Linked DNA regions of Homo sapiens: region 2 is linked to region 1. A link is an interaction called in ENCODE POLR2A ChIA-PET data of the cell type or tissue named here. Cell type or tissue: HepG2. All regions are shown on one strand. Links, peaks and the distances in the headings refer to the core of each region. The heading gives the core; the rest is flanking DNA.

What was found. ChIA-PET counts read pairs that join two places held together with the same protein. Peaks named below come from ENCODE experiments on the same cell type or tissue, not always from the same donor. Only the 100,000 strongest peaks of a DNase experiment are listed, where the experiment ranks them.
Region 2: POLR2A ChIA-PET joins it to region 1 with 5 read pairs; 3 of 35 experiments call an interaction of 5 or more read pairs at or near these places.

The regions. Positions count from the first base shown.
Region 1 is chr6:128,297,590-128,308,786 of GRCh38, forward strand. All of the region lies in intron 3 of PTPRK (protein tyrosine phosphatase receptor type K), which reads right to left. Among named protein-coding and RNA genes, the nearest start is that of PTPRK, 220 kb to the right of the region's middle. In HepG2, for the core only: no CTCF peak of the experiment used is centred there; no DNase peak of the experiment used is centred there.
Region 2 is chr6:128,237,564-128,248,760 of GRCh38, forward strand. PTPRK (protein tyrosine phosphatase receptor type K) reads right to left here. Exons shown (of 30, transcript NM_002844.4): 4 at 4,958-5,039; 5 at 2,472-2,587. Among named protein-coding and RNA genes, the nearest start is that of PTPRK-AS1, 220 kb to the left of the region's middle. RefSeq lists a silencer at 2,601-2,895. In HepG2, for the core only: no CTCF peak of the experiment used is centred there; a DNase peak (open chromatin) is centred at 5,608.

The DNA.
Region 1 (11,197 bases), core at 3,155-8,154:
TACATGGAAACTGAACAACCTGCTCCTGAATGACTACTGGGTACATAACAAAATGAAGGCAGAAATAAAGATGTTCTTTGAAACCAATGAGAACAAAGACACAGCATACCAGAATCTCTGGGACACATTCAAAGCAGTGTGTAGAGGGAAATTTATAGCACTAAATGCCCACAAGAGAAAGCAGGAAAGATCCAAAATTGACACCCTAACATCACAATTAAAAGAACTAGAGAAGCAAGAGCAAACACATTCAAAAGCTAGCGGAAGGCAAGAAATAACTAAAATCAGAGCAGAACTGAAGGAAGTAGAGACATAAAAAGCCCTTCAAAAAATTAATGAATCCAGGAGCTGGTTTTTTGAAAGGATCAACAAAATTGATAGACTGCTAGCAAGACAAATAAAGAAGAAAAGAGAGAAGAATCATATAGATGCAATAAAAAATGATAAAGGGGATATCACCTCTTTATCGATCCCACAGAAATACAAACTACCATCAGAGAATACTACAAACACCTCTAAGCAAATAAACTAGAAAATCTAGAAGAAACGTATAAATTCCTTGACACACACTCTCCAAAGACTAAAACAGGAAGAAGTTGACTCTCTGAATAGACCAATAACAGGCTCTGAAATTGTGGCAATAATCAATAGCTTACCAACCAAAAAGAGTCCAGGACCAGATGGATTCACAGCCGAATTCTACCAAAGGTACAAGGAGGAACTGGTACCATTCCTTCTGAAACTATTCCAATCAATAGAAAAAGAGGGAATCCTCTGTAGCTCATTTTATGAGGCCAGCATCATCCTGATACCAAAGCCGGGCAGAGACACAACCAAAAAAGACCAATATCCTTGATGAACATTGATGCAAAAATCCTCAATAAAATACTGGCAAACCGAATCCAGCAGCACATCAAAAAGCTTATCCACTATGATCAAGTGGGCTTCATCCCTGGGATGCAAGGCTGGTTCAATATACACAAATCAATAAATGTAATCCAGCATATAAACAGAACAAAAGACAAAAACCACATGATTATCTCAATAGATGCAGAAAAGGCCGTTGACAAAATTCAATAACCCTTCATGCTAAAAACTCTCAATAAATTAGGTATTGATGGGACGTATCTCAAAATAATAAGAGCTATCTATGACAAACCCACAGCCAATATCATACTGAATGGGCAAAAACTGGAAGCATTTCCTTTGAAAACTGGCACAAGACAGGGATGCCCTCTCTCACCACTCCTATTCAACATAGTGTTGGAAGTTCTGGTCAGGGCAATTAGGCAGGAGAAGGAAATAAAGGGTATTCAATTAGGAAAAGAGGAAGTCAAATTGTCCCTGTTTGCAGACGACATGATTGTATACCTAGAAAACCCCACTGTCTCAGCCCAAAATCTCCTCAAGCTGATAAGCAACTTCAGCGAAGTCTCAGGATACAAAATCAATGTGCAAAAATCACAAGCATTCTTATACACCAATAACAGACAAACAGAGAGCCAAATCATGAGTGAACTCCCAATCACAATTGCTTCAAAGAGAATAAAATACCTAGGAATCCAACTTACAAGGGACGTGAAGGATATCTTCAAGGAGAACTACAAACCACTGCTCAAGGAAATAAAAGAGGATACAAACAAATGGAAGAACATTCCATGCTCATGGGTAGGAAGAATCAATATCATGAAAATGGCCATACTGCCCAAGGTAATTTATAGATTCAATGCCATCCCCCATCAAGCTACCAATGACTTTCTTCACAGAATTGGAAAAAACTACTTTAAAGTTCATATGGAATCAAAAAAGAGCCCGCACTGCCAAGTCAATCCTAAGCCAAAAGAACAAAGCTGGAGGCATCATGCTACCTGACTTCAAACTATACTACAAGGCTACAGTAACCAAAACAGCATGGTACTGGTACCAAAACAGAGATATAGATCAATGGAACAGAACAGAGCCCTCAGAAATAATGCCGCATATCTACAACTATCTGATCTTTGACAAACCTGAGAAAAACAAGCAATGCGGAAAGGATTCCCTATTTAATAAATGGTGCTGGGAAAACTGGCTAGCCTTATGTAGAAAGCTGAAACTGGATCCCTTCCTTACACCTTATACAAACATTAATTCAAGATGGATTAAAGACTTAAACGTTAGACCTAAAACCATAAAAACCCCAGAAGAAAACCTAGGCATTACCATTCAGGACATAGGCATGGGAAAGGACTTCATGTCTAAAACACCAAAAGCAATGGCAACAAAACCCAAAATTGACAAATGGGATCTAATTAAACTAAAGAGCCTCTGCACAGCAAAAGAAACTACCATCAGAGTGAACAGGCAACCTACAAAATGGGAGAAAATTTTCGCAACCTACTCATCTGACAAAGGGCTAATATCCAGAATCTACAATGAACTCAAACAAATTTACAAGAAAAAAACAAACAACCCCAACAAAAAGTGGGCAAAGGACATGAACAGACACTTCTCAAAAGAAGACATTTATGCAGCCAAAAACACGTGAAAAAATGCTCACCATCACGGGCCAACAGAGGAATGCAAATCAAAACCACAATGAGATACCATCTCACACCAGTTAGAATGGCAATCATTAAAAAATCAGGAAACAACAGGTGCTGGAGAGGATATGGAGAAGTACGAACACTTTTACACTCTTGGTGGGACTGTAAACTAGTTCAACCCCTGTGGAAGTCAGTGGGGGGATTCCTCAGGGATCTAGAACTAGAAATACCATTTGACCCAGCCATCCCATTACTGGGTATATACCCAAAGGACTATAAATCATGCTGCTATAAAGACACATACACACGTATGTTTATTGCGGCATTATTCACAATAGCAAAGACTTGGATCCAACCCAAATGTCCAACAATGATAGACTGGATTAAGAAAATGTGGCACATATACTATGCAGCCATAAAAAATGATGAGTTCATGTCCTTTGTAGGGACATGGATGAAATTGGAAATCATCATTCTCAGTAAACTATCGCAAGAACAAAAAACCAAACACTGCATATTCTCACTCATAGGTGGGAACTGAACAATGAGAACACACGGACACAGGAAGGGGAACATCACAGTATGGGGACTGTTGTGGGGTGGGGGGAGGGGGGACGGATAGCTTTAGGAGATATAACTAATGCTAAATGACAAGTTAATGGGTGCAGCACACCAGCATGGCACATGTATACATATGTAACTAACCTGCACATTGTGCACATGTACCCTAAAACTTAAAGTATAATAATAAAATAAAATTTAAAAAAAATTACAATATGTCCTTACCTCCCAGATTTCAACATACACACCCCACCCCCACCACACTGCTCTATCTTCTTTCCCATAACTGTACTACCATCTAGTCTTACTTATAATGTTAGCTGTTCATTGTTTGTAACCACCTTCCCCAACAGGAGAGCTTTTTCAGAGTCAAGACTTGTTTCTTTGACCCATTGTTACATTTTAAGTACTGAAAATAGTGCCTGGCATGAAGAAGACACTTGAAAAATATTTCTTGAATAAACAAGTGAATGTTTCCCCTAATGGAGGGTGGATATCACTATTTCTATTTTTAATAAAGCCACAAAAATATAGCAATTTGTCCAACTGTAAAAAATTTCAGCATTTCTTTTAATACAATTCATTTTTCCCAAAATAATGTTTTTACTCATACATTATTTTAAATCTTAAAATCAGAAATTTTATTTTGTTTGCTCAAATGCTTAAACCAAAATGATAATTTTTCAATACTCTCTTTTAAAAAAAAATAATAGGTAAAAGTATGTATCACATTGGTGTGTTGGTAAATTTTGCATTGTACTTGTTATTTGCTTTAAAATTTAACATTTAAGAAGCTGAGAGAACTGTTAAGCACATGCATTAATATTATTAGTTACGATAATAATAATAATATTAATCACTAACATTTGATTTCACACTCTGATCCAATTTTTAAAAGTACATTAAAACTTCAGGCATATAGTATCTTCATTTTTAAAATAACATTAATTTATTTACATTATAAAAAGAGTCTTTTTGCCTTTTCAGAAGAAAGTAATTCTATAAATGCACATCTACTTATCACATATACTAAATGAATATATGGTTTTAATTCATCTGAATATACACACTGTTTGAGTTTACTTTAGAGTTGGAGATCATCATTGATCATATATTATTTGATAACTAGACTGCCTTTCTTCCAAGCTGGAAGGCTATATTACTTTACTCTTCCTTTTAGGATGAGGATATTATCTCAGGGATTTATGTTCTGGATCTATATAAGCAAAAATAAAATGATTTATATTGTCTTGCCTGCTTTAGGTAGATTATTTTGTAGCACATTCAAAAATTGGCCTTCTGTTAAGAATAGCAGATAATACAGATAACTTTATCTTAAGTTCCCGAGACTAAATTACAAATAAAGAAACAAAAAAGCTAACCAAAGACAAACCAGAAGAACACATCATTTTCATAAAAAGCCAGGAAACGGGCCGGGTGAGGTGGCTCACGCCTGTAATCTCAACACTTTGGGAGGCCGGGGTGGGCGGATCACGAGGTCAGGAGATGGAGACCATCCTGCCTAACATGGTGAAACCCCGTCTCTACTAAAAATACAAAAACAAAATTAGCTGGGTGTGGTGGCGGGCGCCTGTAGTCCCAGCTACTAGGGAGGCTGCGGCATAAGAATGGTGTGAACCCAGGAGGCGGAGCTTGCAGTGAGCCAAGATCGCACCACTGCACTCCAGCCTGGGCGACAGAGGAAGACTCAATTCCAAAAAAAAAAAAAAAAAAAAAAAAAAGCCAGGAAAGAAACAGAATATCATGTGCGTCAGAACTATCCATACTTCCATTGCTCTGTTTATTTACTCAAAACATGCATTTGGAAGAAGTTAAAACCAGTCTTCTAGGCTAAAGTCAATAAATCTTTTAAATTTTAACTTCTTTGAGATTTCTGTAAGATTTGTCAGTCTTACCTGTTCCTTTCTTGAAACATTCTCTTCCTTTAAATTTCCTGTTACTCAATATTGTGGTTTGTACTTAACTCGTTATATGTTGCTTCTCTGGCCCCTTTTGCAGGCTCAATTTTCTGGCTCTTCTATAGACTATCATAAATGTTGGTATTCATGAACCCTTTTCATACTCTGTTTATTCTTCCAGGGCAATACTAGCTTAGCTCCTTCTCACTTCTGTCAGTATCTTTATGCTAACGGCTCCTTAGTTAGGATCTTTCTCCTAACCCTTAAATATTCAAACTTTGAGCCAATGGCACATGGCTGGCCCACAGTCACCTAAACCAGCATCTTCAACCCCACAACTCACAGTGTACACATACACACACACACAAACACAAAACATACACACTCATAATCTGCCTCCTCTCAAATAACTTATGTATCAAAAAATGGCATCACGATTCACTACGCTTGTACAATTAGAAAACCAGGCAACATGTCCGCCTTCCTTCCCTAAACTCACATGCCAATAACCTTCTACTCCTATCAGTTACATCTCCAAGGCATTTCTGAAATCAACTGACTTCACTCAATCTGCATCACCAGTATTTCAGGTTTTGCATCCCCATCTCTGACCTACAGTCGCTAAATCTGCAGGCTAACTCCAGTTCTGCCTATTGTCTCCCCATTCCTAACTACAGCTTCCAAAGCTGGTCGCCCTTTTTTGTTCCACTAAACTCTACCCCCTAGATTCACTGGGAAGTTTTCCTATGAATCCGTATTACTGGCATTGCATTAAGGAGCTGAGGTCTTTGTCAGTCTATGAGAAGCCCTTAGGGAGTGAAAGCGGCCCCATAGGTGAGAAGTAAGACAGAGAATAAACATTTGGAGATCATATCCGTTAGTGTATTACTCCTACTATATTTCTCATCAGTTCTCTTCCATGCTACTGCCTAGGTTATATTTGTAATAAAATGATTTCATATGGGTTGATGCTGTTCAATATTAGTGCATGGTATTCTATTATAAATCATACATTCTCTAAGTAGATAGGACTCTTTGCTACCTCAATATCTTAAAATAATATCTGCTGTAGTTGATTACCTTAAGCTGGAAGACTTGTTAAAGCTGTGGAATGAAGATTCGTTGCTTAACTTTATTCCATTAAAATAAGTTGTTCAAGCACATTTCTGTTTTTAAAATGAATTTTTTTTCTTTAAAACAATCTATTTTTACATAGAATTTAAAGAGCATACAATTTTCATAATGATTGCAGTTCCAAGGGCTGATTATTTCAATTACAACACTCATTTAACAATTATTTGAAGTCTAGATACCTGTTGAAACAACAGAGTTTACCCTACGAAGACAAAAGCAACACTGCAGTCAGACTGAAACACAATCATGGAAGATGGTTGTGTCACAGCCCCACGACTTATGCAATTTTGGAGCCCAGGACTTATGCAATTTTGGAGCATTAACATTATTCTGAAATGTGCTCCATATTTTGCCTGTGGTTTACCTAAAAAGACCAAGAGAGGCACAGTAGTGCCTTCTGCTCTTCACTGCTAAGCTGGGGTGACATAAGACCTCTTTCCACATAGTCTTGCCAAGCAAAACCTAAGTATACTAGTTAGAAGGAGAAACATAGCTTCTTTATGAGAGAAAGTATTTTAGAATAACTCACAAATTAACAAGTTTTCTTTAATTAATGTCACTACTGAAGGGGGTAGCATTTAACATCAGGGAGGCCCAACTTTAGCAACTATATTTTAGCTTAAATAAGTACCCATGTTTCATTATATCATACAGAACAGGTAATTTCAATGGATGTAAAGGATAAAAATACACAAAACACCCCTTTGGTTGGACTTTAAGAGAAAAAGTTATTTGTAAAATGCATAAAACATTTAAGTTTTTTTGAAAGTAGTTGAATGGAAAGGCTCACTAAGAACCCTTTCTGTGTGTGATATGTGCAAATCAAGTGGCTTCTTATGAGTCTCTAAAATCTGGTTGTTAGAGAAAATAATCATTAAAGCCCTTGAAATTAAAACATATATAACTCTACCAATTGCTAAGTTTAATAACGATGATTACCTGTTTAAAGAAATGCAACTTTGCACAAAGAAAAGCATCTCCAGATTTATTTGTTCAAGAGAATTCAGTAGAACGCTAAATTCCCAAGGAGTTCATTTTCACATACAATCAGCACATGCTCCCTAGTCCAGCTAGGAAGACAGTTAACAAACTGATAAAACCTAGAAGAGAGAAGAAGACAAGAAACTATTTTTTTAATAAAACAAAACTTGTGAGAAACAAGGCACTCTAACTCACCATGGCAGTTTAAGAAATGGATCATATACCACCGTGCTGCTCAAAAAGCAGTGGCAAATGGCAGTTCTCTGGCATGCCTATTTTGTTACTTCCATATTTCTTAAATAATTTTTTTTCTGAAGATAAAAATAGCTCTTTATTCTACTCAAGTATTCTTTTCTTGAATGCTATAAAGATGAGCTAAACAGTAAGTTTGAAAAAGAAGACAAGAAAGAGTCGATACTCTTTTTACTAGATTTTTGAAGAATTCCCGTTTCAAAGTCATCATTTTATTGGCTTATCACTGTCATTTTAGTGCAGACTAATTAATATCTGAAATAAAGTTGACTAATAGAGGTGGCTTCAACCAGATTTTTCTCCTTCTTTTATTTTTCTTCTTTACATGAATCACCAAATAATACTGGATTATCCTTCTACATCTTTAGTAGCTTAGAGGATTTAAAGTTTCCTTTTTTCCACAAAGAGTCCATAAACATATCAGGCTTGAATAGTTAGTCTAGGTACTTTCACTATGACTCGCCTTGTTTATATAAAACAGAAATGTAAGAAAACAAGTCTACTAGAATCTAAATGTATTATTGCTATGGTAGCATTACTTTTCTCTGGCTGAGAAAGTCAAGAAACACACAAAAAGAAAAGAAATCAAGAAAACAAATAGAAATGAAACATTTATAGTTAACATTTAAAAAACAAGTAATTTAGGAAAGAAAGGCTATCCATGCAGGTTGAAAATTGGATCTTCAGAAAAATACAGATTCTGTCAATTATTCTAAGTAAAACTCAAATGTTTCATTTTTGCCATAATAAAATTAATAGCATCCTTTAAACTTTAACTACACAAATGAATTGTTATTAAAAGAATTTCACCCAGAAGAACCCAAATACAATTTCATAGAATAAGACCAGTATCCTTCTACTAATCAATCCCTCAGTATTTATTAATTATGTGTTATATGCTAGCTATTATGATGGATGCTATAGGGAATGCATTAGTTTGTTCTAACACAGCTATGAAGAAATACGTGAGACTGGGTAATTTACAATCATGGCAGAAGGCAAAGGCGAAGCAGATATCTTCTTCACAGGGTGGCAGGACAGAGTGAAGGGGGAAGCCTCTTATAAAACCATCAGATCTCCTGAGAACTCACTCACTATCACAAGAACAGCGTGGGGGAAACCATCCCCATGATTCAGTTATCTTCACCTGTTCTGCCCTTGGCACATGGAGATTATGGGGATTACGATTCAAGATGAGAATTGGGTGGTGACACAGAGCCTAACCATACCAGGGAATAAAGGAAAATATAAGAATCTGTACCTTTATTTCAACAAAAACATTCAAGAAGGTTATAGCTCAGTGAATCATGAATGCCAAAAGAATGATAGAATGGATTGGATTTCTATTTGCCAGTTAGTGGAGCAATGGATACAATGGAATGAGCTAATAAGTGAAAACAAAAATGCAAGATAATTTAAAGAGAAACTAAGTTAGAAGACAGATGTTATAAAACAGAACTGGGGCTAGACAAGAAACAGAGAGAGCCTTAGGGACCAGCCACTTTACTATGACAAAGAGGAATTAATAATGTTACTTTCATTCGAGAGAATCGGCAAGGTATGGTGGCTCATGCATGTAACCCCAACATTTCAGGAGGTTGAAGCCAGAGTAGCTTGAGGCCAGGAGTTCAAGGCTAGCTTGGTCAACATAGGCAGACAGCATCTCTGAAAAAAAAAATTTAAAAATTAGCCGGGTGTGGTGGCATGTGCCTGTAGTCCCAGCCACTCGGGAGGCTGAGGCAGGGAGGATCACTTGAGCTCAGGAGTTAGAGACTGCAGTGAGCTATGACCACAGCACTGCATTCCAGCCTGGGCAACAGAGTGATATTTTGTCTCAAAAGAAAAAAAATTAAGAGAATCAAAATTTATACTTTAGAAAAATTAATACTAATATGGTGTCAGCTGCACATGATCTGTGTGGGGAAAACAGAAATTCAAGAGGTATACTTGAAACATTTCGGAGGTCTGAGGTTCAGGTCACATGGCATGAAATAGGGTGGTAGTAGGAATAAAAACTATCAGATAAAAACTCATTTCAAAGGACATGTTTAAAGGATCTAGATGCCAGTTAGATGTAGGGGGAGTAAGAAAGTGTGAGAAACTGGTTCCATTTTAGATATAATTAGTTTAAGGTGATGTACATCAACATGGAAATTTCTAGCAGGCAGATAGAAGGCTCAGAGCTCAGAAGAAAAAAAAATATATATATATATATATGGATATATACATACACACACACACACATAGACACACACATACAAGACAAACACAGAGAAACAAAGAAAAAAACACAGAAAAAAATGTATATGCATGAATCCAGCACTAAGGAAGAGTATCATAAATATCCTACTTTATGCTGTATATAAAATCAAACCCAAAGTCATCAAATATTTAAATTGGAAAGGCAAATCATAAAATTTTTAGAAGAAATATAGAATTAAATAACCTCAGTGCTGGGAAGAGCTTCTTAACAAAGTCATTCCTTTTTTATTTGTAAAGTAAAAAAAAAAAAAATCAAAAAAAAATCAATATTAAAATTAAGGCTTTTTGTCCAAAGAACTATAAGAAACTGAAAAAATAAACCCAAGCCAAGACAAGCATGTATTATTGTCAAATGATTACTATCTAGACCAGAAAAGAAGGCTTCCCAATTGATAAGAAACAGATAAACCAATAGATAACTGAGCAAAAGACACAAATGAAAACATGAAAGGGAAAGAAACACAAATATCAGATATTTGAAAACATGCTCAACCTCAATGGTAGTCAGAAAAATTCAAATTTGGACCACAATATTATCTTTACCTAATAGGAAAAATAATCTGAAAATGTGCAAATAAATACCAAGGGTTACTCAGCATATGCATCAATAGAAATGCATACTGCCAGCTGGAATGCCAATTGTTCAGTCATTTTGGTGAACAGCTTAGAGTCAACAAGTTGAATACATAAACCACATGACTTAGCAATATCACTACTTAGCAATATCATACACATGTACATGAATGCTCATAACAACATTTTTAAAAATATTACCACTAGAAAACCAGAAAACAACCCAACTATCCATAGACAAATGACTGAATAATCAATTTCAGCTTATTCAAAAATAGAATGCTATACAACACTGAAAAAAATGATTACCACTACATAAACCTGGATATTGACTGGGAAAAAAAAATCGAGTAGCCAAAAAATATACAAATCATGATACCATTTATAAAACATTTGTTAACTGTATAAAACAAAATATTTGTTTAAAGTAAATTAAAGAAAAAAGAAACAAAATGATGAACAAAAAATTCAAAATACTACATTCCTTAGGATAGAAGGAAAGTGATTAATAGAGAGAAACTTTTAGGAAGTACTGGTAAGATTAAGTCGATTTCCATAAAACATACATATATTATTATTATTTATATTTCCTGATTAGTCATGTATAAAATATTTCACCAAAAATAAATATTAATAAAAGAAAATTAAATACACGAACTGCTTGCATTTAGAGGAATTTTTTTTAAAAAGGTGAAAAAAGAAAAAACGATCAAAAAAGTTTACCAAAAAATAAAGGATAGTATAGGCTTTTATATCTAAGGAAGGAAGGAGAGTCCAATAATCTCAAATATTACATGGAAGTCAACGGGAATAAGGACTTGGGAAAAGTCAGAGATATCTCATCAGAAGACAGCAATTTTCGACGCATGAAAGGAATAGCAACCAAGTTACAAGTTATGAGACAATTTGAAAGGAACTAGAGGCATTAAGTAAAAACCACCCTACGAAGTCCAGCTATGAAGAACATATGTCCAGAAAGACAGGGCAAAG
Region 2 (11,197 bases), core at 3,088-8,087, 60 kb before region 1:
AGCTGGAAGGGATTTTAGTGTCTATTCAGAATCTCCTTTTATAAATAAGCAAATTGAGGCCCAGAACACATAAATGAAATCTCTAAGGCCACTGCAATTAACTGGGTTAAAAGGTTTAGGAGGGTTAGAGTAAAAGTTAGAATTCAGAACTGAGCTTCTTGAACTCTAGGCTGTTATTCTACGTGAAATGAAAATAATCTGACATCTGTTTGCATGAGTTAGCTGGTAGATTCACTTTGGAACCAGAATTCTTCCTGCTTTATTATGTTTTTTTTTACTTTTGGCAAAAGTTGAGCAAGTTTTTTAAGTCACTGCCACCTTCTAATTGATTGATATATAGATAATGATCAATCTTATCTGGTTCATTTTTAAATAATTTCATAATAAAAGTTTTTATTTTAATTTGAAAACACCCTTAGTAATTAATAGATTTCAATATTTCTTGTAGATGGGGAAGACTGATGTAAGTGAATAAGTTAAGGTAATTGATGTGGTGTTATTGAAAAAGGTAAAATAGCTTTTGAATAAATTAAGGTGAATATGCACACTACTGAAGAATGAGGCAATGTCCATGTCAAAGTGGAAGAGAAATACATAAATTCACCATTCTGTAGCAAACGCCAAAAAAAAAAAAAAAAAGAAAAGAAAAAAAAAAGAGGTGAGGTAGGGGAGAAAGCAACATAGAAGTTTCATAGAATATTTTACCTCTCATCTTTGCTACAAAAATGGCAGGAGGAACATTTTTTAAAACCATCATGAAATGGACTATCTACAAAATAGAAAGCAAACAAAAAAAAAAAATGAGCAGTATTGGGACTACCACCCACTCAGACCAGCAGGGTCCAGAAAGTCTTTGTTGCCACAAGGCAGCTGGTGACTGAGGATACAAAACCCTTTTTATTTCAATGTCACATTAAATCCTGAGGCATAAAACCAAGGGCAGACCTACAGAGCCTCTAGATCTCCAAGAAAAGACTATATAGCTCACAACTAAAGCCAAATGCCAGCTAATGTTCCCATCTAAATGAAAAAATCACTAGCAAAACGATTAGAACATATATCTAAAATCATTTTTAAACTATTATTTAGGCATAGGAAGAGAAATAAGAAAACTGACTTGACATTTATTTGATAAAACAGGTTGCACATTATACAACATGCTTTCCAGGAAAAATTATCCTATTTTTCAATCTCTGTAGGAGAAATTACCATAATCACAGAAAAAAGGGACCCTCATCTCCTTTTCATATTTGGACACAAAATATGGTATCCTGACACTTGAAAATCAAATAAGCTATAAAAGTAGTAATAATTAGATTAATATGAAGTACACCTGTTGTAACCTCCAATTGGAATGCTGGAAGAACTTGATGAAATAACACAAATATAACACCCAGCATATCAGTCATTATACAAGGTATTATTTCAATATTCATTTATTATAACCTTTATTACAACCACCTGCAAACTAATAGTTATCCCCAACACTACTTTCACCTATCTAAAGGATGTAGTAAAAAAAAAATCATGATGCCTATGTTGAAGAAATTAAACTCATCTTGTTTTTTTTTTTTTTTTTTTGGTCTCTATTGGCATTCTCATGAATTTAAAATTCACAACTTATTAAATCTCTTTCCTCATTCTGATGCAGAGAACCTAAAAAATAATAATAGAGGTGCTCAGAGAATATTATTACTTACACATCATCTAGCTTCAAATACTTCGCTCAATAGCCATCTGTTTTAGGTCCAGCTTCCTGGCTTTAGAGCTGCTCTCAGCTCCTCCCAGCCCCTAGCACCCTAGCACTGACAGATAGACTTTCTATAAATTCTCTGAAGGCAAGGCATATTTCTTAGTCTATAGTTTTATCTCAGATTCTTTTAAATCTGTTTATATGCACCATTTACAGTTCCCCAACATGTATGTTAAATCATAATTAAATACAAATGTATTAAGGAAGTAATATGTGAAAGGCAAATGTCTTCACCTCAGATCTGTGATTAACCCTCAAACTCAAAAATTTAATTGGCTCTCTTCCAATTCATACTTCCTGAAATATTCCCAAGGGTTTCTTAAAATACTTTAAAGAATTTATCAGAGTATGACAGCTCCTACTTAACTCTTGTAAATTCAGTTTTAAAAATATTATTAAATAAGAAAAAATATCATTCTTATTCATATTTCAAATGGATCTACAGAATTTTTTGCAGTTTGAATATAACAGAGAGAATTGTGTTTCACCAGATCCTAACAAAAATACTTATTAATTATTTGCTCATGTGTTTTATTTCAGAAAAGGAAATCTCTAACATGAATCTGTAATTAAACTCACGCAGACAGCCTGTCCCACTACATGCGTGTGCACACGCACACACACACACACTCAAAAGGATGAGACAACAAACAGTCCTGTTGCAATGTTTTTAAAACATAAAGTATACTCTTTAGCTCAGCTGCCAACTTGGCCTTACCTGGAGCCATAACTTGTTATGCACAGCATCTCTCCCTGTGGCAATGCACTGAAATGTAGCGTTTTGCCCTGCATTCACCTCTACATCCCCTAGACGGAGGAAATGAGGAGATTTATCTGTGAAGGAAGGGAAAAAAAAATGTATTTGTTTTCACATGAAGAAAATATGCCATGTTACTTTTCTCCAGCTGAATATTATCATTAGTGTTTTTACCTTTGGCCAAGACTAACATCAGAAAGAAGAAAACTGAGGGGCTTTTTTTGTGCCGGAAGACACCATTTCCTCTGTGACTCTCATAGTTCTCTTTTTCTCAATAGCTCTATTACTTACTGTTCCATAATTGCTGGAGTATTGTTCTCTACAGAGTGAGCACTCAACAATTGCTGCTGAACTGCTGCCATAGCATGTTGTATATGGATGATAATAAAACAGTTACAAACTTACAAGTCAAAGCAACCAAAAGAGATTAAATTGACATGAAATCAGAACCTAATATAAAGATATAATGAAAACATATAATGATTTCTAAACTACTGGCAGTGACACGGCCATTGAACTTATTAGGCTACATTTTAAGCAGTTAGATCTTTTTTTAAAAAAAACATCAATAGTTATAACCCTCTACAGCACTTCAAAGAACAAGGGAATATTTTTGCTTCTCAGAAAAAGAACACCAGCTAAACTGGTAAACTTTTTTTCTATTCCATTATAACCATAGTATAGTAATCCAAAATAAATACCCATATTAGACTAACAAAAATAATGACTGCAGTCAAAATATAAGTAAGATTTATGACTGACAAGTATCCTCTGAAACTACCTTTTAAAACTGAAGCCTCATCCATGTTTCCCATTGAAAGGAAATTTATATAAACAGCAAAAGCTAAGGCTCATGAGTAAAAAGAAAAGTTCATGGAGGGCCGTATCACCCTAAAACTGCTGTTGTGCTCAATCCACCATTTTCTGTGCACTTATGAAAGCCTTTCCTTAACACCTATCATTCAAGAAGTGAAAAATAAACAGTAGATAAAAACACAGCTCTCTTAAACTACAGATTGAAAGAACTTAGTAAGGCAGCTTGAACTTTAAATGAGATGATTTTGTTCTCTCTTTTCTTAGAATTTACCAACCACCACGTGGTATATATAATCTGACCCTTACTGGCTACATCTTTCTCTAGTGACTTACCTCTCAGGAAGAGATTTAAAATAAGGAATTCTTGAGTTAGAACATGAACTAAAGCAGCAGTTCTCAATTTACGAACTCTAGACCAGCAACATCAGCTGCACTGGAATCAGAAATGCAAATTGTCAGGCCCCACCCCAGACCTATTCAATCAGAACCAGGGGAAGAGCCAAGCAATCTGTGATTTACCACAGCTGTAGGTGATTCCGAAGCACACTAGAGTTTGACAACCACTCAGCAGGAGCACAGGTCTTGGCCCTCACAAGAGGCCCCAGCCTGCTGCTTACAATGTGTTATAGATGCTTCTCAGGGAGGATTGCTGAACAGATAACCCAGAATTCACGGGCCCTATAAAATGCTGCTTTTGGGAAATATAGGCAAAGTCTGAATTTATGCCAGCTGTTTTTTGCCTGGCTCTACTGAATGCATGCAGTAATTGTTTTTCATGGACTGTGATGTAAACACAAATTTAGGTACACCATCTGAAAACCAATCAATGTGCCTCTAAGGGCATAACAAAACTGTGTATTAATAAACCGAGTTTCTTGTTTTGTTTGCTTTCTTTTTTTTTTTTTTTTTGAGACGGAGTCTTGCTGTGGTTGCCCAGGCTGGAGTGCAGTGGTGCAATCTCAGCTCAGTGCAACCTCCACCTCCCAGGTTCAAGTGATTGTCCTGCCTCAGCCTCCTGAGTAGCTGGGATTACAGGTGTGCACCACCACGCCTGGCTAATTTTTTTTTTTTTTTTTTTGTAAGTAGAGATAGGGTTTCACCATTTTGGCCAGACTGGTCTCAAACTCCTGACCTCATGAGTTAGCCAGACATTTATTATGACAGAGGAGAAAAAAAGTAGTCCTAAATTTGGAATAAGGTGAACTAATTATTTCTCTTCATTTCACCCCAGCCCTCAACTCAGATCAAATAACTTCATGAGGCTTCTTTATATTTTCCTTTCTGTTGAACTCTGATTTGCTATTCTTCTCTGTTTTTCTAGACAATTTAATGATGCCAAAAAAATGAACAAGTCCTACTAACAGCTGCCTTTGCATGTATATTTTGTTCTCAGTAATGAAATAATTTAAAAGAATCTCCTAATAGGTATACAATTAGTTACAAGTTTGAAAAATATTTGATTCAAAAACTCTAGAAAGATATCAGTTTCCTTTTAAAACTCAATAGAAGGCTAGGACTAACAATAACAAGAGAGACAGCAAAAACCAAGTGATAAACAATCAATAGTCACTGCCAATATAAGGCAAGTGTGGAAAGGACATAGAAAAATACAATTCTTAATCACAACCTACCACAAGGATAACTCAGTACTTGGATGTCATCAATGGCAATATAACCACTTCTCCCTCCTGAGACTTCAGCTTCAAATATTACCTGTCAAAAAGAAACAGAAAATATTTACAACAATAGTTTTCAAGGAATTTCTACAGTGGAGGGGAATAGCTAAATATATGCAAAAGTAAATCTAATTTTTGTTCAGTAAGAATTAAAAATTTAACCTTATAATGTAAGTAATTTCCTAACTCTTGTACAGGTAAACAAATCAAAATATAAAATTTGAAGAAAAATTACGTTACAGAGGTTAAGCAGCTTAAATTTTTTAAGCAGTTATTACCAAGTATTGTTATATATCCTGAATAGGCAATATATAGGCAGACATAGAAAATCTCTTTAAAGGTAAACTTTCGCATATTGATTTTTTCCATTTTTGTTGTTTACTTAACATACATGGAGCACCTACTATGTGCCAAGCAGTATGTGAACCACTGAACACATTAGTAAGATAATCTGAGTTTTAAACAGCTGAATTTTCAAGGATGAGTGTCAACCAACAGATTATTGATGTTCCAGGCCAAAGGAACAAATACAATGAAAAAGATTGGGATGGCATGTTTGGAAAACTAAATAAATATAATCTCTATGGCTACAAAGGCTCAAAAGGGAAGAGATGAGATTAGAGACATAGGCATGGAAGGCCTTAAATACCATGAGGGTGAGGTCAGGAGTACAGCACTCAATAGTTTTATATCCAAGAATGTTAAGAAAAAAAAAGTTTCTAGATTTAAATATAAGCTCATTTTACAGTTTTGTAGTTATAGTCAATAGCAAAGCTTGATATGGCCTTTCTTTTAATGTGTGCTGTGGCTGGGTGCGGTAACTCACACCTATAATCCTAACACTTTGGGAGGCTGAGGCAGGAGGAGTACTTGAGCCCAGAAGTTCAAGACCAGCCTAGGGAACACAGTGAGAGCCTGTCGCTAAAAAAAAAAAAAAAAAAAAAAAAAGAAAAGAAAAGAAAAGAAAAAGATTAGCTGGGTGTGGTGACACATGCCTATAGTATCAGCTACTTCACAGACTAAGAGACTAAGGTGGGAGAATTGCTTGAACCCAGGAGTTCAAGGCTGCAGTGAGGTAGGATGACACCACCGCACTCCAGCCTGAGCGACAGAGCAAGACCCTGACTCTAAAAAAAAATAACAATAATAATGTGTGCTGTGACTTTCAAGAGAAAACAGATTTAGCATTCAGCTCTTCAATGTTGTATTTGATTCCTTTATTCATGGGGATACATACATTATTTTGGAGTATTTGCAAAGCATTTTTTAAAATGTAATGAAAGTTGATGTTTAAAGTAAGAATAGAATATAATCAAATTGGTCTAATAGAAACATATTTGGCTATAAAGTGAAAGATGATATGGAGAGAAAAAATAAGTCAATATGCTAGAAGTAGTGGGAATGGTGAGATGAGAAGAAAAAGGAAAGATAAAAATAATACTAAGGAAGCAGAGAAGGTAGAACTTACTGACTCAGTTGTGAAATATAGGACAACTCAATGATTTCTGGCTTAGACTACTAGGTGAATGATGCTGTCAGGATTCCTTCTCAGGACTAGTGATACAGAAAAGGAAACAAATTGAGGGAGAAAATAATGAAGTATGTTTTGAACATTTCAAATTTGATTTGCCTATGATAACACACAGTGGAAAATGCTTAAGTAATAACTAGATAGATAGATTTGGAAGAGAAGATTATCAGGGTAAAATAAAGGTATAAATTTCGAAGTTATCTGACGAAGGATATCAGATAACTCCATGGAAGGGAATAAGCGACTAATTTGAAAGTTAAAGTGATTGGTGAGTAAGATGGCATAAGAAGATAAATAAGAGAAGAAAACTACTGGAAATGAAAGTCAAGACTGAAAAGGCCACCAGCGGATATAAAGCCAACATCGAATGGTTAAGAAAGAAAGGGTGGTGGTACCAGGAGGTTTCAAGCAGGTCAACACTCCTAATAAAAGGATTAGGAAAGGCCAGGCATATTACAATAACAATAATTTAAAGATTTCAGATACGTGTGTAAACAGTGGCATCTAGATGCACACACATTTTAGAAGGTGAGAGCGTCTCTGATGTTATCTAATAATCTCCAGCCATTTTATTCTTTCCCATGGGAGTATCTGCCAATTCTGAGATCAGGCTATGGTTCTAGCTTAGTACAGACTGAAAACCTCTAGTAGGAGGAGGTGAAAACCTCTAGCAGGAGGAGGTGAAAACTGTGAAAGCTTGGTGCAGTTCTGCAGAAATAGAACAACAACTTGAAAATTTGGGAGGCTGAGTTTTCCAAAAAGACCTAGGTAAAGGCAAATAATATCTAACATAAGAAAGAGGTCAAGAGAAACTGAAACTAATAAGCATCACTTGGGGTTAGCTCTTAGGTATTTGGTAAACTCTGCCAGGACATTTTTACTCTGGTGGAGGAGGAGAAGTTTGATTGACTGGGCTGATAATAAGTTACATTTGTCAAGCACTTACTATATAAAGTAGACTGTCCCAAGCTACAGTCACACACATACACACACATAAATTGATTTAATCCTCATTACAATCACACGAGGTAGGTATTATTTTCATGTTCATTTTAAAGAAAAGTAATTGAACCAAGGCACAAAAGCTAACAAGTGGTGAAGCCGGGAATGGCCTGAGTCATCCTGCCTCTAGGTTGCTTTTGAAAACTTTACTACATTGCTTCTCAAGAAAAAGAAGACACAGAGTATTTCATTTAAGTAGACTTTAGAGTTTAAATTTCCTTTAAAAGTCTAAAATGTTAAGTAAATTTTAAATTTAAAAAATGAATTTCATTTTAACTAGCACACTGACTAGACATTATATTGACAAGATGGCAGCATGGTTCCATTAAACCCTTTCCATTCTCACACTACAACCACCTCAAAGTCAATAACAATGAGATAAGGTAAGCCGCTGGAATGGATGGCTCATCTCCCTTCCATCTGTCCCAATCATAAACTACCTGCATTACTTCTTTTCTACTCCAAGTTTACCCTTTGTGACAATTGATTTTACTGGAATAAGCTGAAAGTGAGATGGAGGATGGGGTCTTTGTGGTAAGCAGAATGCTTCATGATGGAAGGGTGGCCATCTATGAACACAGGAGGGTGTGCAATATGTGTGTGCATATGATTTACATTTCACATAAATGTATTTGGTGGGAACATAATTCCCATGTCATTTTGTAAATACTGGAACAAGGGCTTAGCAAGAAATAGAAAATAGTATTAAAAACTTTAAATAATGTATAACTTGAGACAACTCTGGTACAGACCACTTTCTCAGGGGTGAAAAAAACCCTGTATTATACTCCAAGCCCTCTTGTTTACAAATTCTTGAGGATTCACATAAATTTGAGATTTGAAACTTTTAGAGCTAAGTCTTAACCCCATAATATGAATATAATACAGCTTTCAAAAAAAGTTTTCTAAGGATTAAATAGCAGCATATAGAAAGGTGCTATCTAAACTAAAAGGTGTGATTGTCAACAGTGTAATACCTGAAGTCTGTATAAATGTATCCTAGGAAAATAAGTTTTATTTGCTTGTTTGTGGTTTAAGGAAAGAGAAGTTACAGAAAAAAAGTTTTTAAAAATCATTTTTTTGAAAACAATGACATTCTAATGAATAAATACACATCATTGTTGGTTATTTCAGTTTTGTTGTCAGTATTCATTAAATTATTTTAATTTCTAGGTCTATCTTAGCTTCACTTTCTTGAGTTGTTTAACTTCTTGTACTTTAAACAAGATTACTACACCCCTGAGAAAAAGTTTCATATGTGTTCATTTAAATTGAGCTTTACTCAGGACAATAAATTGAGGCCTTGATTTAAAAGGAGGCAAAATAATTGGTTCTTTATTTAAAAAAAAAAAAAGTTCCTCTTTTTAGTGACCTCATTTTCCCTGCTAAATGTTGTCTTTGCCTCATTAACGAGAGCTAGAAGAAATTTCTAAGATCAGATTCCTTTACTGCTAAAGATCTAATCAGCTTTATCACTTCAACAGAGCCCTCACCTTGTAGGGCTCTTCTGTCCTGTCAGGGAAAACAAATCTCAATAGCTTAATTACGCAAAGCGTGCTTGGGCTAATGCTCAGGTCAGATCTAATGCTTGATGTCAAGCAGTCAACCAGGCTTCCCAGAAGAAGAGAGCAATGAAAGCCATACCAGATGTCAACTTTAAACCTTCCAGGAGGCCAGCCTGGGAGCAGAATGAACAGGCTCTGCTTTCTAAGCCATTTTTACTCCACTCCATTACCTGAAACACTGAAGGTGATGATTCTAATCAAATTTTTGCTACTCCAGCAACAGTCCTGGATTATTAACTAAATAAGTGAAATAAAGTTGAATTAAACTTGGGGGAGATGGGAAACCCTAGAGAACAAGGACAACTTTTTCCTCTAGCAAACTGAATGAATCCACAGGAAGTGTCTCCTATAATGGAAAGCTGAACTGGGTGTTTGGAAGCCTGGGATCTACTATCACGTGTAACCCAAGCAAGTTATTAATATTTAACTCGGGTCTCTGTAGTCTCATCTTGACAATACTGCCTTTCCGTACATCACGGGTTTCTTGTGAAGACTGAATGGTATATGTGAAATGATTAATTAATATATGCAATATGTAATACAAGATATTACAGATACTAGAAAAATCTGAAAAAAATTTCCCCTTAATATTCTTTCAATATATCATAGTGTTAAGAGCCCAGGCTCCAAAGTCAGATATATATTTAACTCATATTCTTTTTCTTTTTTTTAATGAGACAGATTCTTGGTCTGTCACACAGGCTGGAGTGCAGTGGCATGATCTGGGCTCACCCTAACCTCTGCCTCCCAGGTTCAAACAATTCTCGTGCTTCAGCCTCCCCAGTAGTTGGAATTATAGGCACATGCCACCACGCCTGGCTAATTTTTGTATTTTTGTAGAGACGGGGTTTTAACATGTTGGCTAGGCTGGTCTCGAACTCCTAGCCTCAAGTGATCTGCCTGCCTCAGCCTCCCAAACTGCTGGGATTACAGGCATGAGCCACCACACCTGGCCTAGTTCGTACCCTTTAACTGTAACTTTAACTTATGTAAAATGAAAACTTCAATTTCTTCTTCTATAAAGGAAAGTTTATAGGGAAGATTAAATGAGATAATGCACATAAAACATTTAGCACATCTCCTGCCACACAGTAAGCATGCTATGTTAAGTGGCACCACTTTTATGAGCAGAAAATAGCCATAAAAGACACATGTACTAAAATTATATTTCTTCCATTCCCTTCTCCCTCCACTAAAAACCTAACCCCCCAATCCCAGTTTGGAAAAACATGAATAAACTAGTATTTTATTCCTATAAACCTCCTTAAATTCATGTTTTTTATTTTAATATTTAAACATTAAATTTTGCTAACGTTCAGAATAAATCACACATCTGCCTTCAAAGAACAAATGTGCCCAAATCAAAACCTATTTCTAAATATTTATGCCCAAATTTCAGTAACGAATAAAATAGGCATCTGTAACACACACAAAGATAGAATGACACTGCAGATCCAACCCTATGAGTACCAGTAAAGCACATGTATCTTTATCTGTTATGACAAGGTGTGACCTCCAATTTAGGAACTGTAGTTAACTTTGTGTCCTTAAAGCTCAAATACTGTCTATCACAAAGTAGACATTCAACAAATGATAACAAGACTATATACATCTGTGTGTATATACACATTACATATATGTGCATATATATAAAACATCATCACATAAAATTGAATTCTACCATGTGAACCTTAAACATTGTAGTTCCACAAGATGTGTCCTCAATCTTTCACTCTCTTTGCCCTATACTTTCAACTCTGATAAGATTGAGGAAGATGAGGCTACAATGAGGACAGAGGGAAATGAAAAAAATATATTTAAGTATATAGAACTACAAAAGGAAAATGGAAGTACATGGCATCACAAAAGCTTATTAATAAAAGAGTATCTAAAGGAGAAGAGATGTCAGGAACCCAATACTGGCCAAATACTACATAAAATGGTTATTGGAAATGCCCCTTATTTGTGCCATTGAGATCAGAAGTGCCCAAAGAAAGAGCGGTCTGTATGAAGAATGGAAGTGGAAACTATATTGGACAATGAAGAACACAGTGAAAGCACAGAGACACCAAGGTTAAGAATGCTTTATAGGAAGTT